Linked DNA regions of Mus musculus: region 2 is linked to region 1. Evidence: chromatin loops called from intact Hi-C (ENCODE). Cell type or tissue: left cerebral cortex. All regions are shown on one strand. Each heading gives the region's core, and the rest is flanking DNA. Links, peaks and the distances in the headings are about the cores only. Region 1 overlaps Cntnap2 (contactin associated protein-like 2). Region 2 overlaps Cntnap2 (contactin associated protein-like 2).

What was found. A loop is a pair of places that touch in the nucleus more often than their neighbours do. Peaks named below come from ENCODE experiments on the same cell type or tissue, not always from the same donor. Only the 100,000 strongest peaks of a DNase experiment are listed, where the experiment ranks them.
Region 2: it touches region 1 in a loop (8-fold over the local background); 2 of 42 quality-filtered maps call a loop at or near these places.

The regions. Positions count from the first base shown.
Region 1 is chr6:45,061,208-45,064,143 of GRCm38, reverse strand. All of the region lies in intron 1 of Cntnap2 (contactin associated protein-like 2), which reads right to left. Among named protein-coding and RNA genes, the nearest start is that of Cntnap2, 2.6 kb to the right of the region's middle. In left cerebral cortex, for the core only: a CTCF peak has its summit at 1,363; DNase peaks (open chromatin) are centred at 1,397 and 1,694; H3K4me3 peaks cover 1,348 bases.
Region 2 is chr6:45,270,174-45,273,109 of GRCm38, reverse strand. All of the region lies in intron 1 of Cntnap2 (contactin associated protein-like 2), which reads right to left. Among named protein-coding and RNA genes, the nearest start is that of Cntnap2, 210 kb to the right of the region's middle. In left cerebral cortex, for the core only: no CTCF peak of the experiment used is centred there; a DNase peak (open chromatin) is centred at 1,363.

The DNA of each region.
Region 1 (2,936 bases), core at 131-2,630:
GACATCCAAACTCAGGTCCTCTTGCTTGCACAAGATGTAGTTTAGTAAATCAGCAATTTCTCTAGCCTATATTTAAGAATTTTAATAATATTAAATACTAGATTTTGCTTAAGAATTTTAAACAGAGAATATATGTATATTATTTACTGTATTTGTAACAAATAAATATATCACTTTTAAATGAAAATTGATTGGACATCACGGGCTCTTTATCTTTCAATCAGTATAAAATTTATCAGACACAAAGGATAATTTGTTCACTTTTAAAGATTTTAAATACATTTTTGCTAATAGGATTTATTAATCCAAACAAATGAAATAGAAGCTTAAAGAAATTATAGAACCTGAAATTAGTGCTACTCAAAATAATAAAGAAAAGACATTATAAAAAATGAAGATATAGTGTACATAATACTTTGAAAATCTCACAAATGATGAAATATATATATATATATGCATATATTTCTCTCCGTATATGTTTAAATTAGATTATATGAAAATGTATTAAATACATGGGAGCATATTTTTATAAAAATTAGTTATACCTAGTGGCAAAGGAGCAAAACATAAGAATTATCATATTGACACTGAGTATCAGTGTCAATGCCTATAAAACAAGATATGTATTTATCTCTGATCAGTTATCACTTTTCTTTTTACTGATTTGCATTATCTAAAAATTACATAACCCTTCTCCCTATGAGTCTTGCTTCTCAAAATCATGTTTTCAGTTAAAATTTTCTTTGCTAACAAACTTGTTATTCTGTTTGAAGTAGAAGTAAAGTGACATTTGATTTCATATTATTTTTGTACATTATATTTGAAAATACCATGTAGATGAAAATATATGTGTTCAGTAATAATAATCTATAGACTATTCTCATGGATTTTATGACAGTCACTTGAAGCTGTACAGAAAAAGGCCTAGCTATAACCTTAATAATATAATAAAAATCATAAATATTTCTATAACAATTAATTATGTACATATTTACATCTCTATTGATATCTATATGATATCATATGTTTTATGCTTCTATATTTTGTGATATATTTAAACAATATATAAGCATGTGTTTATATATGCTAAATGCACAGTGTATTTGTAGGACATTATTTACATGCATGCAAAACACATTTTGTAATATGAGAGTTAGGTAAATCATATGAGAATGGCTTCATAGGAATCACATAAATTAGCCTTTATTAGTAAATACATAAGAAAAAAGTCAGTCATACTTAAGGATCAAACTTACTAAGTCCTAGTTTAAGCCCCTTATCATTTAGGGCAGCTCTGTAAGTCTTAAAAGCATGGTCTAATCAATTTACCCCCTAGTGGTGAAGTGCTCCTTCTTAGCGTCTCATATGAGCCTTCACAGGAAAGGAAGCATGCATTTCTCAGACCAGGATTGCATCATTCTTATTATCACATATAAATAGATCATATTTTATTCAAAATAAAGGTAAGTTTCTTTTAATTTAAAATGAAATATGTCTACAAACATACGATGAGGAGCCTGTATATACATGCCCAGATCAGCAAAAAGAAACAAGCCTTAAGTAAGGGTTCACCGGAAATGTATAATATGAAACTCAAAATATTAATCATCTATGCAAGAATTACTCTCTATACCACAAACTTATTCTGAAGCAGGGTGTTTGAGCATAGCCCTCATATTTTCTAAGCACAGAATACACAGACTATTCCTTTTAGGGTTTTCTACTACTTTCTGTGTCATGATGACCCCTCCTGGTTGAGCTGTTCATTAACTTAGATTCATGGAGTTACTATATTTCTGCTTTGAACATTTCTATGTATTAAAAACATAACCGTCATGCAGTGATACGAAATACAACATAAAATGCATATTTTCATTATGTATAAAAATGAAATAAATTTGAAAATTCAAGCTCATCAGTAAATTTATGTATCACTCATTATTAACCTCACTTTGATGTTTTAGGGCAACTTATATTTGTGTTTCAGAGTTTATATTCAAATGTAATAAAACCTTATCTAAACCCAATATATATATATTTTAATTAGTTTAGTTATGAAATAACAACTAAATAAACCCTAAAGCTCAAACACAAAAATTTTAAACATAGTGATCATTGTGTTATTCTTCAATGAATTCTAAGTAGTGAAAACTAAGCTCATATTTTTTGAAATAACAACTTTTGAATCTTTGAACTATACCAGTGCAATAAGGGCAAATACAAAATTGTGGATTCATGGTTAAATTTTAGACTGACCTTTTTCTACTCAGGCATACCGAAAGATGAGATACAGAATTCTGGAAGCTACTGGGAAGTAAGGACTCTGATAGGAATGTATGACATATTTTAACTTTTAGTAGGTCTGTACAAAAAGGGGGAGCAAATTCTATACTACTATACAATCACATTTTAAAGTGAAATTCCATCAAAATAATTTACTAATGGTAGCTTTATAATTTCCGTTTTAGTGCATACAATCAACACAGATAAAAACAACACTCATTTTTTTTAGGTTTGTTTGTATTCTGAGAATAAATTAAAGTTTCAAGTTCACTACAACTTAGTTATCTCCTTTTTTTGCATCTCTATCTTTAAACACTGCAAAGAATTTCCTGAAGGATACTTGGGGAATATATCCGAATATTACTAATCATAGTACTGGCGATGATTGCTCATCAAAACATGCAAAACATATTTCATGGCTGCTCTTAATATTTTATACAGTGGAATAATAATATTAATATTGAAATACAGACAAAGGTAAACATTCTTGCATCCACAGAATCTTAAACGGGGGTGGGGGGCAATCATGAGTGAAACATCTAGAAACTTCTGAACCTATCCTAAGTGGAGAATATTTCCCCTTGAACTTCATAGTCCACACTCCTTCACCAATGAACTCACCCAATCTCACAAACAAGGCTGTGCTTAGGAAA
Region 2 (2,936 bases), core at 214-2,713, 210 kb before region 1:
CTCAGGTCATTCAGGTATCTGTCTTGTCTTATCTAACACGTCTTTCTACATTTGTTTTTATTTTCATTAACTCTTCTATTATATATATGTGTATTTTTGAAGACACATGATACCTATAGATAGAATAAGAAATCTCAAACAGAGAAAGCAGAGTTACATAGATGATAGATCATTGGGAGAAGAGAAAGACAATTAATAGAACTTACAGTGGGGGTCCTCTATATCTCCCAATTTCCCCTACCACCCTAGCCCACTACTGTCTCCCTTTGATAGCTGATTGTGTTCCTCACAGAAATTTTCTGAATGTGACAATTAGCAATATGGCTTTTTTAAACTCTTTTATTATTATTATTATTATTAATTATTATTATTAATCATTCTATTCATTTACATATCAAATGATATCTCACTTCCAGATTACCCCTCCTCAAGACCCCCATCCCTCAACCTCCCTCTCTTCCCTCCACTTCGCCTCTACGAAGGTGCTCCCTCATCCATCCACCCTCTCCAGCCCGATGCCTACCCTAAACTGTGGTGTAAAACCTCCATGGGACCAAGGGTCTCCCATCCCATTGATGTCAGATAAGGCCATCCTCTGCTACCTATGTATCTGGAGCAATGGATCCCTTCCTGTACATTGTTGGTTGATGGTCTAGTCCCTGGGAGCAGTGGGTGGTCCAGCTAGCTGATGTTGTTCTTCCTATGGGATTACAATCCCCCTCATCTCATTCGGTCCTTTCTGCCAGCTCCTCCACCAGTCCCTGAGCTCAGTCTGATAATTGCCTCCAAGCATCCACATCTGTATTGGTCAGTTCCTGACTGAACCTCCCAAGGAGCAGTCATACCAGGTTCCTGTCAGTGACTATCCCTTGCAAACTGCAACAGTGTTGGGTTTGGTGTGTGCATACAGAATGGAAGCCAGGCAGGGCAGTCTTTGGATGCCCCATCCTTCAGTTTCTGCTCCATTTTTGTCCCTGTTCTTCCTTTGGACAGAAACATTTCAGGTTTAAAAGCTTTCAGATGCGTGTGTGGCTCCATCTCACCACTGGGAAACATGCCTATCTACTTGTACCTGGTCTTGACAGGTTCTATCTCCCCTTATTTGCTAAAATCATCTCTGTTGGGTCCTGGGAGCCTCTCGGTTCCCTGGCATCTGGGACCCTACAGTGGGTATCCGCAGTTCCTCATCCCTGCCCTGCTAGATATTTTTATTAGATATCTGACCCCTTATGCCTCTCTTCTGTCCAGTCCAGTACCTGATACTGCCCCCCTTCTTTCCTCCACCTCCTCTATTCCTCCCAGCTCCTCCCTCCCTCCACCACCATCCTGTTCCCCCTCAATGCAGGACTGAAGTTTTCACACCCTGGTTTTCCTTCCTCTTAAGCTCCATATGGTCTGTGGGTTGTTATCATGGGCCTTGTGAGACTAAAAAACCACAGTGCTTTTTTGTTTCTCTCTTGTTCTTCCTGTGTTTGATAGTTACCAAATACTTAAATTTCTGTAAGGAAAAAAAAAAAAGGAAGTAAGAAAGTTGATCTTACTTTCTTCTTGAGTACGTTTATTACTAGATTTGCCCAAAGAATATCTTTTTAAATATAGTACAATCTTATACTCTCAACAAATAGAATCAAAGAAACAATTAAGGCATGCTTAAAGAGGCTTTTTATGAATCAAAGGAGGCCCGATATCTTTAGCATAAAAGAACAGGAAATTAAAATGGTATGGTCATTTATACTGCCACTCAACCACATACTGAAAGGATGTACTTTAATTCTGTTTCAAAAAAAAAAAAACCAATAATATTTGGAATAGAAAAAATAGAATTTAACCCTTTACCCCAAAAAATACAGATTGTGAAAATTAAAAAATAAAATGAGATCATCTCAAATAAGTTAATATGTCCTTTGCGTTTCTATGTATATATTTTCATACTTTGAATAAATTGAGGAAAGTGTAATTGATATTGCTAAGGTATAATATTTCCATGGCACCCATAGGAATACAGATTCTTCATAATGATAATAGATAGATTCCACCTTAAAACCAAAATTCAAATCTCAAATTCTCAGTGGGCTCAAAGAAGCTTAACTATGTAACACTTGATGAAAGTCTGTTCTGTGTTATATTTTTAATCATCATTTGAAATTTGGTTACAGGCATTTATATCTTCTCATTGTCTAATCATGACTATTTTATCTTTTATTTCTGATCCCTTGACCTTACGATCAGATGCAATTCAATTCTCCACTCAAGAACAGAACCTGTCCTACAGAGCACTGAGAAGAATCTAGTCTCTGCCACGAAGCCACAAAACCAATGGAGGCAATTTCAGTCTTTCAGAACAGCAGGGTACCATTTAGTAATTTACCTCCTCAGGGGCATTAATTGGTGCCCCTGAGCACTGGAAGAGTTAATTTACCTCATACAGTGAACACTTGAATCCACAAGAAGTGGATTTAGTGCATCTGAGAATAAAGTAAGATTAAGACAGACACATTTGAAACAACTGAAATCCAGTACTACAGCTGATGTTCAAATCAAAAGAAATGTAGTTAATGTATCATTTTTATTCCACAGATATTTTACAGACTTAGAGATATTAAGTTTTATGCTCTTTTCTTCTCATTCACAACCAGGTATTCTTACTACAAAATATTGACACATTTGAAATTAACACAGGATGTTGAGCCATTCTTAAAGATCATGGTGCATTATGGTAATTTTCCAGGATAGTCTCTGTGCAATTTAACTAAAAGCAAAGAAGAGAGAGTAATGAATGTGCCTGACAAGAGTAAGCCATCTGGAGATACCTCACCATTGTACTTGGCCATGAAATGAAGAATCACTATCTCACTTCAGTCACTATAGGGCAAGGGCCACCACAAACAGAAAGGATTCATTTGTTATTGACCAATTTCCTTGAAAGTGAAAAATCT